Linked DNA regions of Homo sapiens: region 1 is linked to region 2. A link is a contact called in ENCODE Hi-C or POLR2A ChIA-PET data. All regions are on one chromosome and are shown on one strand. Each heading gives the region's core, a stretch centred on a gene start or an enhancer-like site at or near the end of the contact. The rest is flanking DNA. Distances are from core to core; before and after follow the strand shown. Region 1 overlaps NIFK-AS1 (NIFK antisense RNA 1). Region 2 overlaps CLASP1 (cytoplasmic linker associated protein 1).

Evidence for each region. Hi-C counts contacts between places; a loop is a spot of excess contacts on that map. ChIA-PET counts read pairs that join two places held with the same protein, here RNA polymerase II (POLR2A). Pooled maps may share reads with other maps.
Region 1: a loop to region 2 is called in a pooled map, with 2.5 times the contacts of the local background. The contact joins two enhancer-like sites. A Hi-C loop is called at or near these places in 3 of 50 pooled maps. POLR2A ChIA-PET finds 5 or more read pairs at or near these places in 10 of 52 experiments (GM10248, GM12878, H1 and 7 more).

What each region holds. Positions count from the first base shown.
Region 1 is chr2:121,720,516-121,728,150 of GRCh38, forward strand. NIFK-AS1 (NIFK antisense RNA 1) reads left to right here. Exons shown (of 4, transcript NR_037857.1): 4 at 7,288-7,635. It overlaps NIFK (nucleolar protein interacting with the FHA domain of MKI67), which reads right to left. Exons shown (of 7, transcript NM_032390.5): 7 at 6,430-7,397. The coding sequence ends at 7,209. Among named protein-coding and RNA genes, the nearest start is that of NIFK, 13 kb to the right of the region's middle. Within about 2 kb of position 2,141, at least 8 of the 41 ENCODE cell types and tissues checked have a DNase peak (open chromatin) inside an H3K27ac peak, as active enhancers do.
Region 2 is chr2:121,560,488-121,568,128 of GRCh38, forward strand. The region is part of intron 2 of CLASP1 (cytoplasmic linker associated protein 1); the gene reads right to left. Among named protein-coding and RNA genes, the nearest start is that of RNU4ATAC, 33 kb to the left of the region's middle. Within about 2 kb of position 1,529, at least 4 of the 41 ENCODE cell types and tissues checked have a DNase peak (open chromatin) inside an H3K27ac peak, as active enhancers do.

The DNA of each region.
Region 1 (7,635 bases), core at 891-3,390, 160 kb after region 2:
CTGCCTCAGCCTCCTGAGTAGCTGGGATTACAGGTGCCCACCACCACAGCCAGCTAATCTTTGTACTTTTAGTAGAGATGTGGTTTCTCCATGTTGGTCAGACTGGTCTCGAACTCCCGACCTCAGGTGATCTGCCCACCTCTGCCTCCCAAAGTGCTGGGATTACAGGTGTGAGCCACTGTGCTCACCTGAGAGGTCTATTTTGGATAAAAAGTCTTTTGCACATATTTTCACTCAATCTAGTTTATCTTTTCATTCTCTTAAGTGTCTTTCACCAAGAATTTTTTTTTTGCCCTGAGATAGAGTCTTGCTCTGTCACCCAGGCTGAAGTGCAGTGGCAAGATCTCAGCTCACAGCAACCTCTGCCTTCTGGGTTCAAGCAATTCTCCTGCCTCAGCCTCCTGAGTAGCTGGGATTACAGGCGTGCACAACCACATCCAGCTAATTTTTGTATTTTTAGTAGAGGTGGGGTTCCATCATGTTGGCCAGGCTGGTCTTGAACTCCTGACCTCAGGTGTTCCACCTGTGTTGTTGGCCTCCCAAAGTGCTGGGATTATAGGAGTGAGCTACCATGCCCGGCCACATTTTTGTTTTTGTTTGTTTGTTTTTTTTGAGACAGTGTTTCGCTCTTGTTGCCTAGGCCGGAGTGCAGTGGTGCGATCTTGGCTCACCACAACCTCCACCTCCTGGGTTCAAGCGATTCTCCTGCCCTAGCCTCCTGAGTAGCTGGGATTACAGGCATGTACCACCACACCTGGCTAATTTTATATTTTTAGTAGAGACAGGGTTTCTCCATGTTGATCAGGCTGGTCTTGAACTCCCGACCTCAGGTGATCCGCCTACCTCGGCCTCCCAAAATGCTGGGATTACAGGTGTGAGCCACTGGGCGCCTGGCGTTTTTTTTGTTTTTAACTGGGCAGCCCTGAACCAGAATAGGTTCAGAAAGACTCCTCACCAAGCAAGTTTTAAATTTTGATTAAGTCCAATTTATCAACTTTTCCTTTTTATAGATCATGCTTTTGGTTTCATGTTTAACTCTTTGCCTAAACACAGGTCATGAAGATTTTTCTGTTTTCTTCTAAAAAGTTTTTTAGTTTTATGTTTTACATTTAGGTCTGTGATACATTTTGAGTTCATTTTTGTAGAAGGTGTGAAGCTAGTGTTTCCAATCAACATTGCTTGCGATGTTCACCATATATATATATATATATATATATATATATATATATATATGGAGACGGAGTCTCGCTCTGTCACCCAGGCTGTAATGTAATGGCTCTATCTCGGCTCACTGCAACCTCCGCCTCCCAGGTTCAAGTGATTCTCCTGCCTCAGCCTCCCTAGTAGCTGGGATTACAGGCGCCTGCCACCATGCCCAGCTAATTTTTGTATTTTTAGTAGAGACAAGGTTCACCATGTTGGCCAGGCTGGTCTTGAATGCCTGACCTCAGGTGATCCACCCCTCGGCCTTCCAAAGTGCTGGGATTACAGGCGTGAGCCACCGCCCCTGGCCAAGTATGATTTCAATTGAGTATATTCCTCACTTGAAAATCATTTGTAGAATTCTATTACCTTTCTGTCGTGGTATGTGTTAGCATGTTATTACACTGCCGTTAGTCATCTTCTGTTGAAAGATGGGTGGAAGCTTTATAGTCCCTCAGTTAACGTAGATTTCGAAATATGGAAATTTCCTTTGCACTTTTACTGAAGTTTGAAAACACTATTGGAAGCACAGTTTGAGGTTGGAAAATACATCTGCTATAAATATTGTGTGGGAATGCAGATCTCACGGCTTTTAACTCTCCACAGCACAGGAAGTATATAAAATAGCTTGATATTACTCGTGATTCAAATGTTGTCATCAAAATGACTTTTCAGCCTTGTAAGTTTTGAATGTAAGTGGCTTTGCCTTTTAATTCTAAATTGAACTCATTGACTTAAATTCATGAAGAAACAGCAAGTTTGCAGCAAAATCTACTTTCTGAACCTGTTCAGTATTTGATGATAATAGTTAACAGAATGTTCTCACTCACAAATTTTAAATCTTGGCCCTGAACTCAGAAAGTCTAGGTAAATCTTTATCACTGCTAAGCCTTCAAACTGCTGTGTGGTAGGCAGGGTGAGTCAGGATGTTCTGTTTCTATTTCTGTCAATCCACGGAACTGCTGATGATGGCCAAGTCCATGGGAACAAATGAAGTGCACTGGTGACTACTGCTTCAATGACACGATAGGTTCATGTATTTTCTGAAAAGCACCTGCTGGTAATTCATGCAATGACTAGCCTTCAAATACCCTGTATTTTCACAAATGGGAAATTTGTTCGACTAAGCCCTTTTCTACTATCTACGTATTTTTGCCGCTATCAGTTGTGGCCCAACTTGGCAAATCCCACTTCAGGTTATAATAAATCTTTCAACTTTGAAAACATTTTTGCTTACAGCTGCTCCACAGACTATTCAGAGGCTAATTGTTCAGTCACTTCCAGGGTGACTTCTAAGGTCCAATTTTCCTGGAACTGAGGAGGTTCCCAGAAAGTGAGACTTTCAGTGTTCAAGCCAGAAAGGTTCTGGGCAAACTGAAATAAACTGATCGCCCTAACACTTCCAACTCGGCAATGACTCTTCGAATGATCAACTAAGCAGTATTGGTAACACCTGTTAGCCCCTCAGGAGCCAAGGAAAACGTTCAAAATCATTTGTCTTGTTTTTAAACTATTGATGTTGCTTCCTCAAGCAACTGTTTTCACCAAAAGGCCAACAGTTCTAAGTTTATTTTGGTGGCTCATGCCTGTAATCCCAACACTTTGGGATGAGGAGGGAAGACGGCTTAAGATCAGGAGTTCAAGACCAGCCCAGGCAATAAAGTGAGACGTCTCTACCAAAAATAGTTAATTGGGCATCATGGCGTGTGCCTGTGGTCCCAGCTACTTGGGAAACTGAGCGGGGAGGTTCACTTGAGCCTGGCAGGCAGAGGCTATAGCGAGTCATGATCATGCCACTGCACTCCAGCCTGGGCCACAGAGTGAGATCCTGTCTCTAACAACAACAACAACAACAACATCAACAAGTTTATTTTCTCTGGCCACATTTCTTCTGCTGTTGGAATCAAACACAATTATCTCATCATTGCTAAATGGCTTTCCTTGCTTGGCTAACAAGCCACTTGGAAACTTACTTTAGTTACAGCCTCATTTTCCTGTCAAGAAATTGGGTGCTGACACTCCATTTTATTTTAATTTTTTTGAGATGGAGTTTCGCTCGTTGCCCAGGCTGGAGTGCAATGGCACGGTCTCAGCTCACTGCAATCTCTGCCTCCCAGGTTCAAGTGATTCTTCTGCCTCAGCCTCCCGAGTAGCTGGGATTACAGGCGCCTGCCACCACGCCCGGCTAATTTTTTGTATTTTTCTTTTTTTGAGATGGAGTTTGTTCTTGGTGCCCAGGCTGCAGTGCAGTGGTGATCTCGGCTCACTGCAACCTCCACCTCCCGGGTTCAAGCGATTCTCCTGCCTCAGCCTCCTGAGTAGCTGCAATTACAGGTGCCGGCCACCAAGCCTGGCTAATTTTTTGTATTTTTGGTGTTTATTTTTTTTGAGATGGAGTCTCACTCTGTTTCCCAAGCTTGAGTGCAGTGGCACGATCTCGGATCACTGCAACGTCTGCCTCCGGGGTTCAAACAATTCTCCTGCCTCAGCCTCCTGAGTAGCTGGGACTACAGGCGCCCGCCACCACACCCGGCTAATTTTTTGTATTTTTAGTAGAGACGGGGATTTCACCATGTTAGCCAGGATAGTCTTGATCTCTTGACCTCGTGATCTGCCTGCCTCAGCCTCCCAAAGTGCTAGGATTACAGGCGTGAGTCACTGTGCCCAGCCCAGTTTCTTGTATTTTTAGTAGAGATGAGGTTTCACCATGTTGGCTAGGCTAGTCTCGAACTCCTGACCTCAGGTGATATGCCTGCCTTGGCCTCCCAAAGTACTGGGATTAACAGGTGTGGGCCACCGCACCCAGCTGATACTCCATTTTAAACATCTAACTCTTCTGATGCTTTCTTATGAGTTGGGACTACTCCAACGATGAAATGCACAATCTGTAGTGCATCCAGCAGCAGCGCTAAGCAGAGGACCACATATGGTCTGTTACAACTGAGTTCCTATAGCAGAAAAGTAGCCGCAGACAGCATATACACATAAGTGTGGCTGCACTCCAGTAAGTCTTTATTTACATACACTGAAATGTGAATTCTCTATCATTTTCATGTGCTGTACTTTCTCCCCAACCACTTCAAGAAATAGGCTTTGCTGCATTAAAGTGAGATTTTAGAATTCATATTAGCAGTCTCATACCACAATCAGCCAGGGCTACAATTTCCAGTCACAGTGACCAGTTGCCTTGGCTTTGGCCACACTGTATTCCAAACGATAGTAATGGAAAAACCCGTTCTGAACTTGTGTCAACTTCATTCATTCGCCATTCAAAGGCCATTTCTGTGGCATCTATTCACTCGACACTCCATCTTATGGCCAATACACAGCTTGTGAAATGTCGGACTCCAACCAAAACTTGTCTGTGGACTAATTCTTTTTTTCCTTTATAGCTTTTTGTCTGATTATATATAATAGCAACAAAAACCTCATTAATTTTTAAAAATTAAGAAAGCGAAAAATGGCTGGCCTGGTGGCTCATGCTAGTAATCCCAGCACTTTAGGAGGCTGAGGCAAGAGGATCGTTTGACCCCAGGAATTCAAGAACACTGTGGGCAACATAGCAAGACCCGTTTCAATGAAAAAAACAAAAAAGAAACAGGGAAAAACCTAATTAGATAACTGAATTAATTTTGATATATACTTTTCCATTAAAAAAAAGTTTTTTTTACAAAAAATGTCTATAGCTGGCTGGGGGTGGTGGCTCATGCCTGTAATCCCAGCACTTTGGGAGGCCGAGGCGGGTGGATCACTTGAGGTCAGGAGTTCGAGACCAGCCTGGCCAACATGGTGAAATCCTGTCTCTAATAATACAAAAATCAGTTGGGCGTGGTGGTGCATGCCTGTAATCCCAAGTACTCGGGAGACCGAGGCAGGAGAATCACTTGAACCAGGGAGGTAGAGCTTGCAGTGAGCAGAGATTGTGCAACTGCAGTCTAGCCTGGGTAACACTGAGTGAGACTCCGTCTCTAAACAAACAAATAAGGGGGGTGGCAGGTGGCTGTTCAGGAAGGGAGAAATACTCAGTTCATCTTGCCATGTACATGTATGTGTTTGAATGCACATGCCCCTTAAGATCAAACACAACAGACTTATGTCTTCACATGGAGAACCTTGTCTGACGCTTTCCCAGGGGAAACCAGATGTCCAGATCCACGAAGCTCAGAGATGGTTCAAATAGGGCATTATTTAACAAATACATACTAAATCTTCTATGTGCCAGGAACCATTCTAGAGATCTAATCTGCTTTTTGCATGTACTTAAAACCAACTCTATTTTGCATCAGAACACCTAGCCCTGTATCGTATTAAAGACTTAAGAAATGCTAGATGAAAGAATGCTTAGTGGCAATGAATTAAAAAAAAATCTTTTTTAAGAGAGTGATAATGAATTTTTTTTGGTTTGTTTTTTGAGACGGAGTTTCGCTCTTGTTGCCCAGCCTGGAGTGCAATGGTGCGATCTTGGCTCACTGCAACTTCCACCTCCTGGGTTCAACTAATTCTCCTGCCTCCACCTCCTGAGTAGCTGGGATTATAGGCATGCGCCACCACGGCCGGCTAATTTTGTATTTTTAGTAGAGACGGGGTTTCTCCATGTTGGTCAGGCCGGGATTACAGGCGTGAGACACCACACCCAGCTTTTTTTTTTTTAAGAGACAGGGTCTTGCTTTGTCGCTCTGGCTGGAGTGCAATGGTGCAACCATAGGTCACTGTAGCCTCAAACTCCTAGGTTCAGTGATCCTTTTGCCTCAGTATCCTAAGTAGGTGGGACTATAGGCATGTGTCACCATGCCCACCTCATTTTTTTTTTTTTTTTTGAGACAGAGTCTCCTCTGTCACCAGGCTGGAGTGCAGTGGCGTGATCTTGGCCCACTGCAACCTCCGCCTCCCGGGTTCACGCGATTCTCCTGCCTCAGCCTCCCAAGCAGCTGGGACTACAGGTACCTGCCACCACGCCCATTTAATTTTTGTATTTTTAGTAGAGATGGGGTTTCACCATGTTGGCCAGGATGGTCTTGATATCTTGACCTCATGATCCACCCGCCTCGGCCTCCCAAAATACTGGGATTACAGAAGCAAGCTACCGTGCCTGGCTTCATTTTTAAAATTTTTTTGTAGAAAGAGGCTCTCATCATGTTGCCCAGGCTGGTCTCCAACTCCTAGCCTTAAGTGATCCTCCTGCCTCAGCCTCCCAAAGTGCTGGGATTACAGGCACAAGCTACTACATCTGATGGCAATGTTTTTAATGAGTCTGAATTCGTTAATGAAGGGGAAAATTTATTATTTTTTTTTCCCAATGACTCCCAAGTCCTACTCGCAAACAAATACATTGTAGAAAAAAGTTTAATTGCTGGTTATTGTTTGAATCTTGAAATACAATTCTTCACTGATGATACTGGTATAAAATGGTGGTTATTAATTCATGCTAGCACAACCAAAACTAATTTAACATTATTGGTAAAAATGAGTCATTTTTGAATCTCTATTAAAATCTGAACACATAAACAAATCTGTGCTAAAACTGGAACTGCCTTCTCACTCTACATATAATTAAACTTCCAGCTTCAACCATCTGATGTTGAAATCTAAAGCACCTCCATGAGTTAAATGTCCCCGACAAACCATGTAGATGGACAAACAAGATTGGTGGTCTTTAATTGCTGGCGACAGAAAAGGCTGCAGTTTAGTACTTAAACCTGCAGTTAGTGGTCAACTTTCTATCCAGGCAGAGTAAACTAAGGAGAGCTATGAAATATCAAAAGAAAACTAGAGGCCAGGACAAAGAGGCAATGTCAGCCAAGCCACTGCAAGATGGTATGCACCCCTGTATTTCAGCCAAGGGCAGGCAATCCAAAATTACACACTGCTTTCCTTAACTTGACCAAACAGTGTATTTTTCCTCTGAAAATCTTGTCAAAGGTTGTATTCCATTGTACCTAGTGAAATACAAAGTCCACTCTCATAAAAATATTATATTTTTCAAAAGAAATATAATACATTGAAAATCACTGATTGCTGCTTCTTCGTCTTTTTTTCCGTGAATGTGTAGGTGTTTGAGTCTCTTGTATTTCTTCTTTTACACAGGATATGGGCTGTTTGAAAACTATTTCATCATCTTTATCATCATCATTCAGTTCAGCCACTTGAGATTTTCGCCTCTCCAAAAATGTTGGTGTACAAACTGGTGTGGGGCCCTGGATTCAACAAGTAAAGATTATAATACATAAATGTAAAACATGATTATGACTTTACCCAAAAATATCATCTCTCCTCTATTTTTACAAGTTGTGCCCCATTATTTTAGCTCTGTTACCATCTTTTGGTGATACTATTGCAAAGAATAAAGAACTTAGATGCTTATCAAACTTGGTACAGAAATTCACAATTAACAAATATAGCATGTTCCATTATAAGGTTTTAGGCAGAAAATTG
Region 2 (7,641 bases), core at 279-2,778:
AAGTTTTAAACACACATATCCCCTCAGAAGCTGCCTGCCAGGAAGGAATGGAAGACAGTCTTCTGTCTAGGTTTTCTCTGCAAAGTGGAGAATGAATCCACATCCAAGAACATCCCTCTGCTCCACGGTTATTTCCACCTCTAGGAATAAGGGGTATCACATCAGTACCAGGCATTTCAAGAACAGCAAGTTACTGACAATCCTTGAAGTTAAATGCTGGGTGCATGGATTCATTAAAACATTCTCTCTACTTTTGTGTACGTTTCACAATTTTCTTTTTGTTTTCGCCCAAGCTAGAGTGCAGTGGCGCGATCTCAGCTCACCACAACCTCTGCCTCCCAGGTTCAAGCAATTCTCCTGCATCAGCCTCCCAAGTAGCCAGGATTACAGGAGCCTGCCACCACAACTGGCTAATTTTTGTTTTTTTTGTTTGTTTGTTTTTTGTGTTTTGAGACGGAGCCCAGGCTGGAGTGCAATGGCACGATCCTGGCTCACTGCAACCTCTGCCTCCTGGGTTCAAGTGATTTTCCTGCCTCAGCCTCCCGAGTAGCTGGGATTACAGGCATGGGCCACCATGCCCAGCTAATTTTTGTATTTTTAGCAGAGACAGGGTTTTGCCATGTTGGCCAGGTTGGTCTCGAACTCCTGGCCTCAGGTGATCCAACCACCTCGGCCTCCCAAAGTGCTGGGATTACAGGCATGAGCCACCACACGCAGCCCAATGTTTTGCAATTTTCATAATACAAAGTTGAAAAAGTAATAATAAAGGTATACTATAGGTTTGATCTTTAGAAACTATATCTCCTTAACTACCTGGGAACCAGGATTAAGACTCATGACTATTATTCTAGGCAAAGAATTACTACTGTAAAATCTATCTTAAAGCTTTCTTTTCTCTTACCTTAAATACTGCAGTGACTAAAAAAGAGTAGCTTGCAGTGCACTGATCTCATACGATCACTATTAGAAAAACTAGAGACAAAATGGAACAATAAGACAAATATTTAGATCAAAAGTATCCAATCTTTTGGTTTCCCTAGGCCCCACTGGAAGAAGAAATGTCTTGGGCCACACATAAAATACACTAACACTAATGACAGCTGATGAGCTTAAAAAAAAATTGCAAAAAAATTTCATAATGTTTTAACAAAGTTTGTGAATTTGTGTAGGACCACATTCAAAACTGTCCTGGGCTTCTGAGCCAGGGGTTGGAAACCTTGATTTAGATGGAGATAAGGGCAAGTGAGTCAGGCCTTCTGAAATACTGGGCTCTCTAAATAAAGGATGGTGCAAGTATTTAAAGGGGAAAGGAAATGCCAAAGTTAGAGTTGATACACTCACTATTCTCCCTTGAAGAAAATCATCAGTTTCCTACCTTTGAGTGGCTTATCTACAAGGGTTATTACATGTCTGCAGGCATCAGGATTGCAAAAATCAGAGGTAAAGCTGTTTTCATTAGGGAATCTGGCAATTTACAAGAAAGGGGCTCAAAACTACATTATGTTAGGGCTTAATGTTAGACAAGTATTCTTTGTCTTCTGTGGTTTTTCTTGAGATGAAATGTTTTACTTCTGACTGTGGGACTAATGTGTTCCTACAGGTTGCAACATAAAACGGATTTCTCACTATGAACCTTAGAGAAACAGCTTGACAATCTTTGTCCTGGACAGCAAGTCTTCTTAGAGCTGGGGCCAAGTGACTTCTCCTTGACTCCTCTGAGCAAAGCCCAGCGCCAGCCACAGCACAGGAACCTGGGCAGGCAGTCCACCCTCAGGGCCTGCCTGTGACCACTGCTAACCTGTGCGGAACAAACATGTGCTGAAGGATTTGAGTTCTTCAGAGGACTTGGGGAACTGACTTATAGAAAATGCTCAGCACGTGGCCTAGCACAAGGCATTCTTTAAATCTGAGTCTCCTCCCCATTCCATCTCTCATCCCTTTTCCTGAATTCTGTCTTTACTGATTTATCTAGTCATCCAGCAAAGAACAAATCACTCCAAAGCCATGACAGGCTACAACACAACTAGTTACTCCAACACTGAGAGTCCTATGACTCCCTCCATAAAATCAACTGAGTAGAATACTGAACAGCTCTTCTGAACATTTTCAGACAAATCTCTATTCTAGAAACCTTTCCACTGGGGAACTACCTCAAACTCTTCAATTATTTACTAGGAGATCAAACATAAGCACAGAAGCACAACAGGCAAATTTCACTTAAGCTTGGCTTTTGTCCTCTGGGGTTTTATTATTGTTCAGGTTTTGTCTTTCAATGATGTGGCCTGGTACAGAGAACCCTCTCCTGCTTTCGATTTTATTCTTTCAGAATCTGGAAAGGAGGTCAGCTGTCCTTTCCAGGCTTCAGTTCCTCCATCTGTAAAATGAAGTTGTTCTAAATTATTTTTCATGTCTCTTCTAAATTTAAAATGTTATATGCACACATCTTTTTGAGTCCCAATGACAGTCCCAACACAGGCCAAGCTAATCACGTGACTGACACTTCCCCAGAGGCACTTGGCTGAGGCTCCTGGGGTTGGGGATGGGCAATGTACCTGCCCCATCTGGTGTCACACTCCTAAGGTGTGCCCTCCCTCCCAACTGACCCCTTTCAAATCAAGTACAAGGCATCTCTTCTCAACTGGAGGCTTCCCCCAATGCCAAGTAGCCTTCACTTCTCTCTCCCTTCTCTGACCTCTAACCACAACACTCAAGGATAACATAAGTGGGCACTTGATTTTTCTCCACTTTTTTCATAGGATAGTTTATATTATGCTGAACAGGCTGTCAAGAAACGACCGCCTGATGATTTGTTGAAAGAGTCTACATCACATTGAAAAAGGAGATGTATAAAGCAACAAGACTTTGTCAAAGGCCAGTAGCACTTTTAAAGAGGAGGCAGAAAGAATCAGCAGAAACCTCATGTCTGGATTGAGCATCACCTCTTCCATTCCAGAATTTCACTCATGCTTTCAAACATACCATGCTTTTAGCCAAAAAATGAAAAATTAACATGCCGACACACTTAATGAATTCTCTTATTAAAAAATATGCTAACTTGTTCTAGCATAGAAAGCTTAGAGGTAGGATATGGAAATCAAAAATAAATTTGCTGCTTTAATTTCTTTTAACTTCCAACTTTTTGTAAAACAAAAAGGCCCTGAGAACTTGGAACAAATTCTCAGCTCTGGGGAAATTAGCTTCTTTTATATTACCTCCCACTCTTATCTAATCCTGATTTCAAATTTCAAAAGTAAGCAAAACCAAATTTGGGAGAAATAAACAAAAAAGAATGAGCAAGGGGTGAAAATGAAAGTTCATTGTATTCATTTGTTTTCATGCTGCTGATAAAGACATATCCAAGACTGGGCAATTTACAAAAGAAAGAGGTTTATTGGACTTACAGTTCCACATGGCTGGAGAGGCCTCACAATCATGGGGGAAGGCAAGGAGGAGCAAGTCATGTCTTACGTGGATGGCAACAGGCAAAGAGAGAGCTTGTGCAGGGAAACTCCCATTTTTAAAACCATCAGATCTTGTGAGACCTATTCACTATCACAAGAACAGCATGGGAAAGACCTGTCCCCATGATTCAATCATCTCCCACTAGGTCCCACTTGCAATGTGTGGGAATTATGAGATAAGATTTGGGTGGGAATACAAAGCCAAACCACATCATTCATGAGGTAATTATTCCAAATGAGGAATTCACTGATTAGCTAAAGGCAATGAGGAAAAACAAAAAAAGGTGGCGGCGGGGTAGGGAGCTAACATTTATCCATTCTTCTATAAATGTTCCATGTACGAACCATGTTTTAGGAATCTATTCTTTCTGAGACCCTGTCACTTAACCTCTCTGGCCCAGCACTGGACAATCTCATATCATGACTAAAATGGTTTGAGTTCTATAATTAAGGACTTCACCCTAACTTAGAACCACTGAAGAAGAATTATCAAAGATTTTAGTCAGAAAGGGCCTTGGTCATCACCCTGTATTGATTTACCCTGTTTTAGTGACAGATTTATCACCTGTACTCACATCCAAGTCCAAGGGGCTCTAAAGCCCAGCTCTCTCTATGGTACGATATTTTATTCCCAGGGGTGGAGAGAATTAGGAATCCAAGTCCAAAGCTATACCAGTTAAACACGGGAAACCAAGCACACATTTTCATCAACTTTTGCTCCTGACAGCCCATCAGAATGACAGAAGTACAGATTATCACCGAAACAACTCAGAGAAGTGAGGCATTGGTAGAACACAAGCAGCCATCAGCAAATAAATTTTTCCCCAAACACAATTTGAGAAGAAGAAAAGAGAGGGAAAGCCACAACCCAGAATATGCTCCAAAGGGGCTGCAGTTGGCATGAAAGCTTATCCTCCTGGTCCCTAAATAAGTTCTGGGTTCCTGTGGCAGCTATGGGGCAAGAAGCACTGGGACACTGGGATAAGCAGGAGAATGCAGGTGGACAAGGGGACTGCCACTGTCAGAGAAAAGAAGTTGTATACACAGGTGGGGAAAGACGAGGAGGAGGCCTATCAACAGGCCAGGCTGGGGCCCCTGCACAGAGGCTCAATTCTGTGATGAGATGAAAGTTCACATATTTGCCTCCCACCACTAGACTATGAATAAGGTAACCACATAATTTATCATCTGAAGTCAGGAACTTTGAGATTCAAAGGGCGTACTCTTATACCAGGACAAGAGGCATGAACAGGGAATGTCCCAGGCTACGTGGATATAGGGTCTCCCTAGGCATGAGTTCCTCAGGGCAGGAACTAGGTCTCATTCTGCTCTGTATTCACAAGACCAAGGAGGGTCTCAGTAAACATGCAGAATAACTCATGTGACTACTTTCTCCAGTAAATCAAATTTGCCAAAAGCAATCGGTATAGTATTTCTACCAGGGCTGCCTTGTTGCACAAGTCCAGGAGGCACTATCACAGCCCCATGCAGCAGCTGTGTTCACATAAAAGGAGATGCACTTTTTTTAAGAAATTTGTTTTTAAACCCTCTCTAAATGAGCTTTGAAATGAACTTCCTCCACATCCACAGCCAACCAAAGCTCTGCCCTGAAGCCACTTTCCCACTGAACTTGCTGTGACCTTCCATGCTCATCCCTCCCTTGGCAGGGACAGGCTGTCAGAGCCCTGAGAGCTGCAGAGACAGCTGATGCCCCATACTGTGAGCCCAGAGCCTTTTTTCACTAGGCCGCTCCAATTCTGGCATTATCTGACTTAGCAACTCAAATCAAAGATCATCAGGCATGATCAGCAGATCTGCATGCTCAAGTCTAGATGCTGACAGCAATACTGACAGTCAGAACACACATTAAGAGCAGAACGGCCCTAAAACTTGTTCTAAGTCCTTTCCCTGTTTGCATCAGTTTGCTGTAGTTATCCACAGGTAAGGTACTAAAACAAGGGCCCTAGGATTTATCTCTTTTCCGAAGAGAAAACACCCAAAAAGCACAAGTGAACTTTCTTGCAGGGTTGTTTCAGGGACGGCCAGAAACAAGCACACAGCAGGAGCTAGCACTGGGCTCTGAGACTGACAGCTGTGAGTCCTATTAATGGACCTCCAGCACCCTTCTCACATTTCACTGCTTTAATCCAAGCTACCAAACAATTCTAATGAGACCAGCCTATAAACTATTCAGGTGCCTCTGAAGCAATCATCTCAAAGTCCTCCCACAAGAGGGGGTAGATGTGTGGGTGCAAAAAGAGAAATGGGGACGAAAGCAGTGGGACCACAGGCCAGACCTCAAGGTGCCTTGCATTTCTTGGACCCCGTTATCAGATCACATGCTAGGTGTATAATGTGAATTCCCATGTTTATAAATCCTGTAATTACTTTGCAAACTGTATTGCTCTGTAATGTGTTCTGTGCTGCACCATATTTTGTGTTAAAAGTAATAGTCTGTAAAACGTAAGCAATAAGTGGAAACAACTTGGTCCTCTCTTGTTTTTCTTGAAAGACTGGGTTTTCAAGTAGAACTATAGCAGAGAACTAAAGAAATATTGTTTATAAGCAAAATGCCCAAGATGTCTGCAAACAGGACTTCCTTAGGTGAGCGAGATTCAAAGCTCCAAAACAGTAAGCATTGTAGACAAACTATAATCATTTTATTGAGGATTTACTGTGTGCAAAGCACAAGCTCATGTCTTAAATTACTTTCAGATGCCACTAGTAATTTTGATAATAACTACCTACCAATGCCAAATGCTCAAACTAGTACCCAACTAGTTCCCCTAACATTCCAGTAATCCATCCTCAATCTCATTACCTCTTACCCACTGGACTATTTTCTAGGAACCTCTTACTCATCCCCAAGTTGGCTGAGACACCACCATAATTTTTTTACTTTCCAAGACACAACTTGGAACACCCTAGAAGCCTGCTCAAAAACCTTCAATGAACCCTCAGAGCCTGCTTAAAAAACAGCTTAACAGCCCTGGTGTGGCCTTCACGCCCTCTGAGGCTGGGCACCAATCTCTCTCTAGGAAGCATAGTTCAGGGGAAGAGTTTGGGTTCTGAACACAGATAGCCCCATTTCAGATGCCAGCTCTACCACTTATCTTCACCTATTAAAGGGGAATTACAACAGCAACTAACAAGATGGTTGTGAGGATGAAGGAAAACAATTTGCCTAAAAGAGCTCTGCACAGGCCTAGTATGCAGAACTGTTCCATAAACGTTAGCTACTTTCATTATCCTCAGCTTCTTCCACTCACTGAACAAACAGTCGAGCACCGCTGTGGGCCAGGCACTGTCCTGTCCTGATGCTCAGCATACAGACTGAACAAAACAAAGCCCTTGCCCTCTGGGAGCTTCCCAAGAATAGGGGGAAGGAGAGTACCCCAGAGCTTCAGTACACATGATCCATGGGCCAAAGTGGAACTTCTCCAGACTGCTCCAGCATTGCTCGGCACTATTTCCACCTGGAAAGTTTACTTCTACATGACCAAATCCTGCCTATCTTATAAGATCCAGCTCCAGGGCCACCATTTCCAGAAGCTTTCGCTAGTTACCTCCCACAGAAGGGCAGCCTGGACTCAGCACTCTGCATCTCTTGTAACTGGTTGGCTGTAATGTACGACACGAGGTCCTCCCGTGCAAACGTCTCCTCTGCTATAATCACTAGTTTGAAGGCAGGGAATAGAATTTTTCTCCCTTTAACTCCCTGGCACATCTTATCTTCACATACACACAAACACAAAATGTGTGAAACGGGCAAATAAATCTCTACCCTAATTATCCTCTCATCATGCTATGACTAAGCCATGAAATCTAAAGACAAATCTGGACTACAAAGAGGTGTTAGGAAAGAAAAGAAATACCTTTGGAGCGCCACATAATACAAATACACGATATCAGAGTTTAGTGATTTATCTTGGCTAAGAAGTTATAAAGTCTCTTTCTTTATGTGACTACTTCTATCTTCCTAGATGGGGTTGGGAAGCTGGTAAAGTTTCGGTGGACTGGTTAACTTCTAAGATTTTCATGCTTTTACATCCATGAATCAAAAACAGAGAAAGATCAAGGCTTTATACACTTTCAGGATGTCATCAGAGTATCCAGTTTCTAACATGCATTGAACAGCACCAGTACAGAACAGAGGGAGGATTCATCCACTCGTCTAGAG